2 separate regions of the Homo sapiens genome follow, and region 2 is linked to region 1. Evidence: read pairs that join two places in POLR2A ChIA-PET (ENCODE). Cell type or tissue: PC-9. All regions are shown on one strand. Links, peaks and the distances in the headings refer to the core of each region. The heading gives the core; the rest is flanking DNA.

Region 1 (7,687 bases), core at 1,223-6,222:
GGCAAATGGGAAGTGCACATATAACTTGCAGATACAAGCACAGAAGCCACAGCTGATGGTGCAGGCAGACGGAAAAGGGCAAGGCCTGAGAGCCCTGCTTGTTTTCTCAGCAGGAAGGCTTGTAGTCTGGGGCAAGATCTATCCGCTCTCCCCAGCTGCCTGAATATAAACGTGTGCTGTTGGTGGGGCATGGCAGGAGTGAGATTGGCCTTGCTGGCTGCGTGGAAGCTAGGTGAGGCCTGTCACTGCCGGCTTTCCCCCCTTCCCTGGCGACCAGTATGACACAGCAGAGGCAGCTGTAATGCCCCGGAACATCACCCACAGTGGCCTCGGCAAGCCCTGCTCAAGGAGAGTCTGAGCTCAGACCTGCCTAGGCCTGCCCCCACCTCATGGTTTTTCACTACCCACCCTGGTAGCCTGAGCCAAAATACATAAACCCTTGAGAACTCTAAAGCCCCATCCATTGCCTGAAGAACCCAAGTACTCATCCTGGCCAACAAAGAACAAACTTGTATCCCCCTTCTACTACCACAGCTGGCACTCTTTTAAAAGCACCACCTCCTGGGTAGAGGCCAACCAACTCAAGACATAACAGAATAACCCTGCTCCAAAAAAGGAGAAAACAGCTAATTCTACCATCTACAACATCCTGACTAACCAGAGGTTCTAAGTCTGTCCACATAACAACTTCACTGCTGGCATAACCAGCATTCGAAAAAACCAGCACACTAAACAAAACGACAACCAAGGACTATCATAGAGTACACTTAACTCCCTTGCCACCTATACTGGAGCAGGTGCTGGCATCCACAGCTAGGAGATATGAAGACATATCACCTCACAGGACTCTTTGCAGACATTCCCCAGCATCAGCCCAGAGCCCAGCAGCCCCGCTGAGTGGCTAAAGCAAGAAAGACAATAACAAGAACTGCAGTCCAGCTCTCTCAGGAAGTCCCATCTCCAGGTGAAGGGGAGAACATCACATCAAGGGATCAGCCCACAGGACAAAAGAATCTGAACAGCAGCCCTTGAGTTCCAGTTCTTTCCACTGAAACACTACCAAAATGAGAAGGAACCAGAAAAGCAATTATGGTAATATGGCAAAACAAGGTTCTGTAACACCCCCAAAAGATCACACTCGCTCTCCAACAATAGATTCAAACGAAGAAAAAAATCCCTGATTGCCAGATAAGGAATTCAGAAGGTTGATTATTAAGGTACTCAAGGAGGTACCAGAAAAGGTAGAAAAACAACTTAAAGAAAATTTAAAAAAAAACAGTGCAGGATATGGATGAAAAGGTATACAGAGAAATAAATATCATAAAGAAAAAACAGTCACAAGTTCTGGAAATGAAAGACACACTAAGAGAAATAAAAAATACACTGCAAAGTTTCAACAATAGACTATAACAAGTAGAAGAAAGAACTTCAGAGCTCAAAGACAAGGCTTACAAATTAACCGAAAGACAAAGAAAAATGAACAAAGCCTCCAAGAAATTTGGGATTATGTTAAACGACCAAACCTAAGAATAATTGGTGTTCCTGAGGAAGAAGAAAAATCTGAAAGTTCAGAAAACTTATTAGAGGGGATAATAGAGAAAAACTTCCCTGTCCTTGCTAGAGATCTAGACATTCAAATACAAAAAGCTCAAAGAACACCTGGGAAATTTATTGCAAAAAGATCATCTCCTAGGCACGTGGTCATCAAGTTATCTAAAGTCAAGACAAAGGAAAGAATCTTCAGAGTTGTGAGGCAAAAGCATCAGGTAACCTATAAAGGAAAACCTCTCAGATTAACAGCAGATTTCTCAGCAGAAACCCTACAAGCCAAGAGGGATTAGGGTCCTATCTTTAGCCTCCTTAAATAAAATAATTATCAGCCAAGAATTTTGTATGCCGCAAAACTAACCTTCATAAATAGAGGAGAGATAAAGTCTTTTTCAGATAAACAAATGCTGAAAGAATTCTCCACTACCAAGCTAGCACTACAAGAACTTCTAAAAGGAGTTCTAAATCTTGAAACAAAACCTTGAAATATACCAAAATAGAACCTCCCTATAAAGTATAAATCTCACAAGGCCTATTAAAAAAAGACAACTTTAAAAAAAAGGTATTCAGGCAACAACATGATGAATAAAACAGTACCTCACATCTCAATGCTAATGTTAAATGTATATGGCTTAAACGCTCCACTTAAGAGATACAGAATAAATAAAAATCTACCAACCAAGTATCTACTGTCTGTCTTCAAGAGACTCACTTAACACCTAAGGACTCACATAAACTTAAGGTAAAGGGATGGAGAAAGATATTTCATGCAAATGGAAACCAAAGCTAGCAGGAGTAGGTATTCTCAGACAAAACAGACTTTAAAGCAACAACAATTTAAAAAGTCAAAGGGGGATATTACATAATGATAAAAGGACTACTCCAACAGGAAAATATCACAATCCTAAATAATATGCATCTAACACTGGAGCTCCCAAATTTATAAAACAATTACTACCAGATGAATAAGTTGAAACTTATTTGCACACCAAAACCTGCACATGGATGTTTACAGCAACTTTATTCATAACTGTCAAAACTTAGAAGCAACCAAGATACCTTTCTGCAGGTGAATGAATAAATAAACTGTGTTACTTCCAAACAATGGAGTATTATTCAGCATTAAATAGAAATGAGTTATCAAGCCATGAAAAGACATGGAGGAATCTTAAATACATAGTACTAAGTGAAGGAAGCCAATCTGAAAAGGTTTCATACTGCATAATTCCAATTATATGACATTCTGGAAAAGATAAAACTATGGATACAATAAAGCTATCAGTGTTTGCCAGGGGTTGAAGTGAGGGGAGACAAACAGATGAAGCACAGAAAATTTCTAGGACAGTGGAAATACTCTGCAAGATATTATAGTGGTAGATACATGTCATCATACAACCCACAGAAGGTACAACACTAAGAGTGAACACTGATGTAAACCATGGACTTTGAGTGATGACAATGTGTTAACATAGGTCATCAATTGTAAAAAATGTACAACTCTGATGGGGATGTTGGCAATGGGGAAGGCTATGCTTGTTTGAGGTCAGTGGGTATGTGGAAAATCTCCATGTCTATCTCTCAATTTTGCTGTGAATCTAAAATTGCTCTTAAAAAATAACTCTTAATTAAAAAACGGCAAATTCTGATACACAAGTGAATAAAAACACAAGGTTTTCACTCTTACAATTGCCAAGTTAAATGTCTGACAAATATTTCCTGTTTTCATTTTTAGATTTTAGTAACAGTTACTTTATTGAGTCTTGCCGCCCCACAGTACCTGTGGTAATGATTCCCTATCCTTCCATAGTTTTTCATTAACTGCTGTTTAGACACACAGCATCTGGCTTCGTCAATCATGCATTACTCAGGGCTAAATTGAATATATGGGGCTTAGAGAAAGCAAGAAAGGGATTAAGAGATACAGGTTGTAGAATATTTACAATAAAGAACACAAGCGTAATTTTCTTCTTCTACATACACATATATATACAAGCAGAGATGTTTTCTTCAACATTTTTTAAAATAACCAGAATTTAGAAACAATTCGTTGTTCCATAATAGGGAAAGGATACATGTGAAGGTACATGTGAAGAAATTTTATGACTATAAAATGAATACGGTTTTATGAATATAAAAACCAGCTAAGCCTATGTGAATAGATACAGAAATATATCAAAAATATATTGGTAAAAAAAGCAAGTTATACAATATTTGTAACATGCTCTTATTTGTATTATTTGTGTGTGTACATTTTATACACTCACATACTTGACTAAATGGATAGAAAATAATTTGCAAAGCAAGTTACAAAACAATGTTTATAATACAATATTTTTATGTTACACATACAAAATCTGTTTACATGGAAGTAAATGTATTCTATATATTCACATATGTATGTAAATATAAAAGCACAGAAAAAGGCTTAAGGAAAGGAGTTCAAAGTGAGCCAGTAGGAAAAGGGAACTTTCACTATATTATGCTATATAGTTCTGTGATGCTGGAACTTTTTACAAAGAAAACACATGACTCATGGTATTAAAATTTTATTCAGGAACAAAAATAAATCACTCTACCACATAGCTTAAGCTTAGTCATTGAGAATGTAAATACCTTAAAGCTAATGATCAAAAATAGATATCTGCTTACGGTCAAACTTAGCCTGAAAAGTGAATAATATTAAAAATATACCATAGCATAAGAAAATCCCACTGGGTCCTATTCCATGAATAGTTCAGTTTATTAACTCAGTCACAGAAGATATACAAACAAATTCAAAGGCAATTGCACTGTCAGTTGACTGAACACCTTTTGATTCTTCCTGCTACTCAATACTAAGTCAGGGCCTTCTCATCACAAAATAGAATAATTGCCTATTAGCTGAAGTCCTGCCGGCTTTAGATATCTGGAACTGTAGATTTACAAGAAATGCTACCATGCGATTTTAAGAACAAAATAGAAATCTACTTGACCACTTCATAGAAGAAATATGAAATAAACAAACATGACTTGTAATCAAATGGAAACTGAAATAAATTAATAATATACGTTTAAAAGTATAGATAAAACAGTCTTACAGTATATAAAACAAAAAGTCAACAGTAGTTAGAGGATGGACTTATGAGTTCCTTTTATCTTTGTTTGTACTTTTCAGTACAAACATATATAAAAGATTAAGCAATAGACAGAATCCAAATCTCCCTGTATTCACACCCTTCTGCAATATGAGTAGGCATCTTTTCCCATGAAGAGATGGTGTCTATTTGTCCTCCTCTTCAACTTGGGCTGACTTTGTGACTTATTTTGGCCAACATACTATGGCAGAAGTGACAGTATGTCAACTCCAAGCCTATGCTTCAAGGGCCTTACAACCTCTGCTTCCACCAGGTGAACAAGCTTGAGCCAGCCCGCAGGGTGATAAAGGGACAGATAGACCAAAGCCTATCAGCCACAACTGGTGAAATAGCCCAACTAAAATCAGCAAATCCAACCCACACCTGACCTACAACTGACTATAGACCTATGAGGAAGCCTAGACAAGACCAGAATTGCTGAGCTGTGACCGGCCTAAATGCTGACCTGCAGATGAGCTATATAAAGAACATTGTTGACTTAGCCACTGAGTTTCAGGAGTGGCCTGTTAAGCATCGATGGCTGACAGTCAGAGTATGTGTTACCTTTATAATGAGAAAAATAAATATTTTTAAGAAAATAAGGTAAGCCATTGTAAACCAATGCCTTAATTATAATATTGTGTACAACAAAATAAAATTATCTGATTTTCAGCAGTTGTATACATTTTTAATTTAAAAAGAAGAAATTAAATAAACTCAAGAGGGTATCAGAACTACCTCACTGTAGTTAAGGATCCAGCTGACATTTAGCAAACCTAATTGTCTTAGTCCACTTCGTTTTGCTAGGACAGAATACCTAAGACTGGATGATTTATAAATAAAATGCATTTCTTAAAGTCTGGAGTTCAACTCTTTCAACTAAAAGAGTTGAAAGTTGTTGCCTGTGGGGAAAGATGCTTGGATTTGGTGAAGGGTAAGGTAAGGAACTGCTATTTTTTATTAGAAGCTATCATTTGACTTTTTAAATTATGTGTATTATTTCAATTTAGAAACTAATTTAAAAATCTAACAAATGAATTCAATTTCTCCCACTAATGGATCCAACTTACTCTTGTGAGTGTACCTAGCATTAAATATACTAACCCGCACAAATTAATCTGCTTAATGTAAAATACAAAATATTAATTTCTCTCTTTACGTACACTGATACTTGGCAAAAAATATTTTAAGTCTTCTACCATTAAAAAGCTACTTTAAATAATGTTCGTCTCTTCAAAATATATGAATTCATACACAATTAGTACATCTGCTAAAAAAGTTCCTCAATATCATTATGTCCTATTTTTACGTATTTTTGGATTATCCAGAAATCCTAGAAACAAGACAAACAATACAAGGATTTTAGTCTTTTAGTCTGTCTTGATTTCCCACTAGAAGAATCACAGATGAAAATCATATTTAATTCAATATCACTGATGTCATGTGTCATTCAATTAAGTAAAACCAAAAGACATTAAAGAATATCTTCTTCACAAGATGCCTATATGTGATAATGTCACACTGACTCACTCTTTTTGAATCATCACTATTTTGTACATTTTTTACACCAGCTGGATTTTTCTGCCTTATCTACCTTTTCTAAACATCCTTCTCCATTTCTAAAAAGATTCATTGCACTCAAATGTCATAATTACAATAAATAATCAGGAAATCGAAAATATTATTAGGTTACTTTCTCCTTCTATGTTCAGGAAACCTAAAGTTTTATATATATTGATTGCATATTCAAAATAAGGAGAAATAAAATTCAAGAAAATTGCTGCATAAAGAATATATGACTTATTTTCATCTGTACGATTTATAAAGTTAATGGTTGAATTGAAAGAAATCATTTCTAAAGGCTGGACATGTGGGAGAGTCACCACAGCCCAGAGGTTTGCACAGAGAGCAGTTTATGAGCACAGGCCCAGAAATGATGGAGTCAGAGAGATCAGGCCCAGAAATGATGGAGTCAGAGAGATCAACAGGAACTGTGACTGGCACAATGCTGCACAGGGGCCAAACGACCTCATCTCTTCTTGCCCAAATGCAGGAAGACTACATTTCCCAGCTGCCTTTGCCTCTATCTGGGGACATATGACTAGGTCCCTTAATGACTAATGATTACAAGGTGCAAAGGTTCCCAAACCCCCTACCTGTAACCAGACCAGACTGTGACATGTAGTTTTTATAACTTTCAAAGAAGCAAATTAATCCTATGCCAATGGAGAAATTAATGCAATATATATATATTCAAACCTTGGACTATATACTACATAGGGATGTACTACCTTAAGTCATGGCTATGAATAGTGCAGTCATCCCTTGGTATGCATGGGGGTTTGGTTCAGGACTTCTTGAAGATACAAAAATCCATAGCTGCTCAGAACCCTGATCTAAATGGCACAGGATTTGCATAGAACCTATGCACAACCTCCCTTATCCTTAAAATCATATCTAGATTACTTATAATGCCTAATACAATGTAAATTCTATGTAAATGGCTGCTATACTGTATTGTTTAGAGAATAATGACAAGAAAAAAGGCCTGTACATGTTCAGTGTAATTATTTTTTCAAATATTTTCAATCTATGGTTGGTTAAACTTATGGCTCTGGAACCCACAGATAAAAAGCGCCAACTGTATATATTTCCATTCAGTTAAAAAGTAGATCATTTTATCAGCCTGGGCAACATGGAGAAACTCAAAAATTGAGTTTCTCAAAAACTCAAAAAAATTGAGAAATACGAAAATTAGCAAGGCATGGTGGCACATGCCTGTGGTCCCAGCTGCTTCAAAGGCTGAGATGGGAGAATCACCTGAGCCCAGGAGCTTGAGGATGCCATGAGCTGTGATCACACAACTGCACTCCATCCTGGGTAACAGAGGGAGACCCTGTCTCGAAAAAATAAAAAATAAGATCATTTTAATTATGTGGGAAACTTTTAAAAACTAGACAGCTATTTCCTGACATGAAACTAGGACACTGGAGGAAGTTATATTTCATTTATGTCCTCCATTCAAT
Region 2 (7,687 bases), core at 950-5,949, 210 kb after region 1:
ATCAATTTAATATTTGTTATCTATACTGAGCTATTCATTACCAGACACTGTTCTTAGTACCACAGATACAAGGATGAATAGGATACAATCCCTACCCTTAAATAACTCTTACTGCTTTATAGGACTTAATCCTCTGCTAAGGCCTTCTTTCTTTTCTCTCCTAGTTATTTCCTCAAAAACGTGAACACCTGTTTGTGTTGTCCTCCTCAATGCTGGTGCAGATCAAGGATCCTTTGGGGGCTGTTGTCCATGTCAGCTTTTTCTGGGAGGCTGAAAATTGCTGTGCAGAACCTCTTGGGCTTTCCTTCTAAGACCACTTGATAGAGGAAGTATATATTTCCCTCACCTTCTATATAATATCTGAATAGAAAACATAATATACACTGCCTGTGGTAGAACGTGCCTGTAATCCAAGCACTTTGGGAGGCTGAGACGGGAGGATAGCTCGAAGCCAGTAGTTTAAGACCAGCCTGGGCAACATAGTTAGACCCTATCTCTACAAAAAAAATTTAAAATAGCTGGATGTGGTGATGTGCACTTGTAGTCCTATCTACTCAGGAGGCTGAGGTGAGAGGATCACTTGAGCCCAGGAGTTCAAAGCTGTCATGAGCTATGATTGTGCCACTGTACTTTAGCCTGGGTGACAAAGTGAGACACTGCCTCTATAAAAGGGGGAAGAAACATGATATAGGAAGAAGCGGGAGAAGTATTTGCTCTCAGGGGACAGAGATAAAATACATTTGTGGTGGTCAAACCTGTATGATTCTTTTATATTATTTTGGTATTGGGAGAAATTCTTTCAACATGAGAATATACTATACAATACATAAGATGACTTTAATTTTTCCTCCATGGAAAGAAATACTTATCAATGATTATTTCCCTTTCATACATGCCAAGTAAATTTTAGAACATTACATATGGTTACTAAGTTCAATTATTAATGAAAAGAGAAATATATCTTTTAAATATGTTTTTCAATTTCCAGTGGAGAACTTACTCATTTTTAGGTAAATTTGGTAGTGAACTATGTCAGTGGTAAAAAAAAAAATGCCATGCTTTAAATATATTTTAATATTCATTATCTCATTTGACCCACACAACAACTATATGATGTAGATAGGGAATGCATTATCTTCATTTATCAGATAGAGTTGAGCCATAAAGAGACTAGAGACTTGTACATGCCCACGCACATTAGGGCCAGAGATAAAAATAGAGTTGAAGTCTCTGGATTTCTAGTCCAGGACGCGTTCCATTATAACACAGTACCTTCCTAGTTGCTCTTCATAAAATCTATGATCTGGTACAGACAAAATGCTAAAGGAAAATCCTCATAAGTAAAAAATCCAACCTGCTAGCTAGGATCTAGTAAAATGCTCAGAACATGTTGTTTTCCTTTGTCTTACCCTTATTTATTCTAGATCAAAATGGAATACATAAATATACACAACCAGAAATTTACTGGGACCAATTATTTCACAATTTTATGGCTGTTGTGCCCAACATTAATTCACATGTCATCTCTTATTTGGAAATCTTTTGAATGATTCTGGGCAAAAACTTACTAATAATATAGAAAATCCTGCTGAATTTAATTAGCCTTTGGCAATAAAAATTTGTGAGTTTGCTGATCAGTAAGTTAGCTCTACCAGATAGACCTCATTATTTACAGACTTGATTTAGTTTCTCAGTAAAATGGTCTTCTCGGTAGAGCATGAGGGAATAATATTTCTTTCACTTTCTACTTTGCTTTATAACTAGCGAAGATTTTATAATCATTTAGATCTTACTTCACTGCCAACTCCTGAAATTTAATCCTATGTATGCTCTGCCACAGACAAAACTTTCCACTTTACAAAAAACTTTTCTCCAAAAAATACCCATTGCCCCCAGATAGGAAATTCACTGATGTATTTGTTTTCAAAGAAAAGATAAAAGTTGTGGAAAGCAGCAATGTGGTAGGAAAATCACTCTTGATTAATTCTCAAAAGTGACGGGGTAGTGGGAAATAAGGTGGTAGTGGGGGTGGTGGAGAGGTAGGAAGTAGGAATATATATATACATTATGTATATACATACAGAAAAAAAAAGATCTAACCTTAAAGAGTGTGGTGAGGTACTAAGAGCAAAAAACTGCACAATTAGGTCTCTAAAATAAATTACAAGACATTTAAATTGCTTTCTTCCTTTTGACTTCCTTGGATATAGTAATGTAGATAGCAATATACAGAAAATATACATAGAAAAGCACCTCTTGGAATTCATTTACTAAAGTTTTCAAGTAAACTCAATGTTCTTTGCAGATAATCACAAGTTTTTACAATGGTTGAAATAGGTTGAGTGTTTTTCCAAGTAGCTAGAAAGACAGGTTTCAAAATGATTAAGGATAAAATCTCTCAGTTCAAAATTAAATTCACTTACTGTATTAGTCTGTTCTCACGCTGCTAATAAATACATACCCAAAACTGGGTAATTCATAAAGGAAAGAGGTTTAATTGACTCACAGTTCCACATGGCTGGGGAGGCCTCACAATCATGGTGGAAGGCAAAGGAGGAACAAAGTTACATCTTACATGATGGCAGTCAAGAGAGCATGTGCAGGGGAACTCCCCTTTAAAAAACCATTAGCTCTTGGGAGACTTATTCACTATCACAAGAATAACACGGGAAAAACCTGCCTCCACAACTCAACTACCTCCCACCAGGTCCCTCCCATGACACGTGTGGATTATTACAATTCAAGGTGAGATTTGGGTGGGGACACAAAGTGAAACTGTATCACTTGCTAATTTTATAATTGAAAAATTTTTTAAATTTCAATAATGTAATTAAGAAGCCCAGAAAAATTCAAGTGTAATAATGCTTATCAGCTTCATCTTTTACTCCCTGGCCAAAATTTTATTTGGCTATCTTGTAAAAATTATGAAATTATCAATTAAAATATTATTCATTACTGAGAGGTAAAAAGTTAATATATACAATACAGCATATAAAATTAATATGAATGTAAATTTAGTGTAATAAACTCTTCAGCTTAATATTTCAAAGAAATCTAAGTTCTAAACTCAGTTGTTTCTTCAGATCTATTCTTCCATTCTCTGCTTCGGTTGATTACATTTCTATCTACTCATCATCCAAGTTAAACCTTATAAGTATCATTTATGCTTTCATTCTTCAAATATTTGTTGAGTAGCAGCAATGTCTCAGACCAGATGCTAGGCACAGGAGATACAGAGGGGCTAAGACAGACAAGGAGCCTTCATTCCAGTAGAAAGATAATAAGCTTTATGAATTAGTTAATCAAACAAGATAATTTTAGCTAATGATAAGTACTGTGGAGGAAATAAACTGGGTGATGACAAGTAGAGTTCAATTTAAATAGCCTTCTCTGAGGAGGTGACACATGAGCTGAGACTAGAAGAGCTCAGAGCAGAATATTCCAGGTAGAGGGAATGACGAATAAAAGGATTAGAGTGAGGAAAAGTTCAATGTGTTTGAAGAACAGCCTGGGGAGGGAGGTGGTGTGAATAGGCAAGAGTCAGTATGTGCACAGACTTGGTCGTGATGGTGAATAATTTATTATAAAATGATGGGAAGCCATTTAAAGCATACAAGTATGGGATTGATTGGCTTGATCTGATAGTCCTGGTAGAGAGGGACAAGACTGGGAGCAGAATGACTCATCATAAGGAGTCCAAGCAGCAGATGATGGTGGCTTATTCCAAAGTAGTAGAAATGCAGACCCATGATATATGTTGGAGGTGTAACTGGTAGGTCTGAATAATTAATTAGATGTGGTGGGTAGCAGTGGTGTGCTGGAACAGACTCTCAGTAGCTCATGTGAGCTGAGTGCAAGCATATCCTTCCAACTCTGCATTCAGTGATGAAATGACACCTGGCTTAATCAGCCATGGAGGGAGTATCTATGATGTATCATAAAGATTGGCAAATGCTACAAATAAGGCCTTCCACACCCTTATCCCCAGACTCATTTGAATATCGCCTGCACATCCATGGCAGGGAGGGAAAGGAGAATAATCAACAGTTGATTTGGACACACGTTTGAGTCGCCTGTTGAGTCCTCCTTTTTCTGCTCCTTCATGCTCATCAGGTTTTCAAATTCCACAAGTTACTTTTCAAATCTATCTCTTCACTTTCTCAGCATCTGATGGACTGTTCACAGCCTCATCAACTCTTCCTTGCACTATTGCAAAAACTTCCTGGTTTCTCTGTAAAGAGTGTTGCCGGCTCAAATTCATCTTTCAAACATCAAATCAAAATTATCTAAACTACAAATATAATCTGATTACTGTTAGGTTTATTATCATTTAAACTGTTTGTATATAGGAAAAGTCCAAGCTCCTCAACATGAAGTCCCAAGGCTTTTATCCCTGAATTCTATCATCTGGTACTCCCTGTCTTAAACTTGACCAACATTCAACTGCTTCTTATTCCATATACATATCATGCTACTTCTCACCTTCAGGTTATGTTTTTAAATGTCTCCACTATGGGAACTGTTATTCCATCCTCAACTGGCACACATAGATAATCTCTTTGGGAAGTCTTCCATGATTACTTCCTCCCCACACTGGCTAGATTTTGAGGACTAACATCTGGGCTCTTAGCCATTCACTGCACTTATTTCATTGCGTTGAAAGTGTTGAAATTACTGTATGTATTGCTGTATCTGTCTTTCCCTCTAGATTATGAGAAACTTCAAGGCAAGGATAGCACCTGAAGTACACAGCAAATTCAACATACATAGATACTCAGTGAATGTTTGTTGAATGAACAAATGAATTTGTTAATATTTATTTATGGCATACCTTTTAGCCATTACCTTTTCTAGTAAGCCACAGACATCTCCGGTCAAAATGAAGAGATTCTTCTGTTTTCAGTGCACCCCATCAGATCTCTGCCTTCATGTTGTCATTAAGGTTGTTGTGGAGGTTAATATTGTCAATACCATCATTATTGCTACATGTATTGGGTTCTGGAGGCAGAGGCAGTGAGATTAATTCATTTGCCAAGGTCATACAGTAAGTAAAGAGACATTTATCATCACTTATTACACTTTATTATACTAATCTTTTTACTTATCTTTACTATACTGTCAATTCTTTGATGATTGTGCCTGAATCGGAGTCAGCTTTGAATAATAACAAAAACACTAGCAACCAATATTTATTGAGTACTCATACTACTTTATATGGCTGACCTCATTTAAGGCCTTACAACATGTGTATGCTGTAGGTGCTATTAATAAACCTACTTTATAATAAGATATATATTAAACCTACTTTACAGTAAAATGTATAGTAGTTATTTATCTTCAAGATAAATTCCCAGAATTGAAATTACTGCAAAAGGTTATAACTATTTTTTCACTTTTAATTTATTATTTATGATTTTAAAAATAATCTTCATTTTTAGAACAGTTTTGGATTTAAATAGAAATTGCAAAGATAAAAGAGTTCTCATATACCTCACACACATTTTCCCCTATTATTACCATCTTACATTAGGATGGTACATTTGTCACAATTGTTGAACCAATATTGAGTCTGTACTTTATTCAAATTTCCATAGATTTTACCTAATGTTCCTTTCGTTTCCAGGATCCCCTCCAGAATACTAACTATATTATTTTAGTTTTCATGTTTCCTTAGGCTCCTCTTGGCTATGACAGTTTCTCAGACTTTCTTTGTTTTGGATGACCTTTATCATTTTTAGGAGTATTAATTATACATTTGTAGAATGTTTTGGGAACTTGTCTGATGTTTTCACATGATTAGACTGGGGTTGTGGATTTGGGGAAGAAAGACCACAGAGGTAAACTGTTATTTTCATCAAATCATATTAAGGGTACATACTATCAACATTTTTTATCACTGTTGATGTTGACCTTGATCATGTGATTGAGGTAGTATTTGTCAGGTGTATCCATTTTAAAGATACTCTTCTTTCCCTCTTTTCATACTGCACTTTTTGGGAAGAAGTCACTGGGTGCAGCCTACATTTAAGGAATGGGGTGTTATGTTCCACTTCCTTGAAGGTGGAGTATCTACATAAATTATTTTGAATTCTTTGGCAAGGGAAATTTATCTCTTCTTTCTTTCTTCTCCCCTCCCCACCTCGCTCCCTCCCTCCCTTTTTTGGTTCATGGCTATTTGTTTTACATTTTGGGCTACAGTGCAATACTACCTTAATTTGCTACTCAAAATGTTTCAGCTTTAGGCTTTGGTTGCGGTATCCCTTTGCCATATCCATAAAATTGGGGGGGGGGGTTTCTCTGAGTACTTCCTTACTTTCTGGCATAACTACAGAAAGTTATACCAGGCTCTTCTTACACATGTCCTGCCCCAGTCCTAGAGCTAGTTATTTTTTCAAGGATTTCTGGTTACTTAGATTGGAAAATGGTATTAAAAACCAAAATCTGGGCCGGGCGCGGTGGCTCACGCCTGTAATCCCAGCACTTTGGGAGGCCGAGGAGGGCGGATCACGAGGTCAGGAGATCGAGACCATCCTCGCTAACACGGTGAAACCCCGTCTCTACTAAAAAATACAAAAAAAATTAGCCAGGTATGGTGGCGGGCGCCTGTAGTCCCAGATACTTAGGAGGCTGAGGCAGGAGAATGCCGTGAACCCGGGAGGCGGAGCTTGCAGTGAGCAGAGATCACGCTACTGCACTCCAGCCTGGGAGACAGAGCGAGACTCTGTCTCAAAAAAAAAAACAAAAAAACAAAAAAACACCAAAATCTGGATGCGACGTGTGCTTGTTGCCTGTAGAGTATCATTTACTCTTAGCCCTCTCAGCTGACAGGGCAAAGGAATACATGTGTGTATACTGACCTGTGTATTTACAGACAGTCCCTGACTTATGATGATTTTTTAACTATATCATGGTGCAAAAAATCATGCACATTCAGTATGCTCCCCAACTTACAGTGGGGCTATATCTGGATAAACCCATTATAAGCTGAAAATACCTTAGTCGAAAATGCACTTTTGACTTACAATATTTTTAATTTATGATGGGATTATCTGAATATCAAAGTTCAGGAACATCTGTAAACATCTACATGTAAAACTCTTTGCATCTATATTAAGCCAAACGGGAGTTTATGTTGGTGTGTCCAACTCTAATCTACTACAATAGGGATCATCCTAGCCTCCTCCCTTTGCTTACCTTTAAATTTACACTTTAATAGTAAGAAACCTGGCTTCCACTATTTGCCATTCATTTACTTAATTGTTCAATTCTAGTACACATACACAGAAGTATCAGAATTGTTGACTCATAACACTGTGGGAAATAACTATATCAACTACAGTACATTACCTATGTGCTGTTCCTTTCTCTTTTAGTCTTACAGATTACTCATTTTCAAATGGACTTAGGTCAGCAAATTTTATCCCAACACCTTTCAGTGAGGTTGTTCTATACATTTTGAAATACAATTAGATTATATTGTCACAGTCTATATTTCATCCTGGAACCCTCCAAATTCCAAAATAATTTTGGAAATTTTGCATACATTAAGGTTTACTCTTTGCTGTAAAGTCCTATGGGTTGTGAGAAATGCATAGTGTCGGCAGGGCACGGTGGCTCATGCCTGTAATCCCAGCACTTTGGGAAGTGGAGAGGGGGGTGGATCATTTGAGGTCAGGAGTTCAAGACC

What was found. ChIA-PET counts read pairs that join two places held together with the same protein. Peaks named below come from ENCODE experiments on the same cell type or tissue, not always from the same donor. Only the 100,000 strongest peaks of a DNase experiment are listed, where the experiment ranks them.
Region 2: POLR2A ChIA-PET joins it to region 1 with 6 read pairs; 2 of 35 experiments call an interaction of 5 or more read pairs at or near these places.

The regions. Positions count from the first base shown.
Region 1 is chr6:80,178,918-80,186,604 of GRCh38, reverse strand. All of the region lies in intron 6 of BCKDHB (branched chain keto acid dehydrogenase E1 subunit beta), which reads right to left. Among named protein-coding and RNA genes, the nearest start is that of BCKDHB, 76 kb to the right of the region's middle. In PC-9, for the core only: no CTCF peak of the experiment used is centred there; a DNase peak (open chromatin) is centred at 4,094; H3K27ac peaks cover 2,353 bases.
Region 2 is chr6:79,971,072-79,978,758 of GRCh38, reverse strand. LOC124901351 (a long non-coding RNA gene) reads right to left here. Exons shown (of 3, transcript XR_007059656.1): 2 at 4,846-4,998. Among named protein-coding and RNA genes, the nearest start is that of ELOVL4, 27 kb to the right of the region's middle. In PC-9, for the core only: no CTCF peak of the experiment used is centred there; no DNase peak of the experiment used is centred there.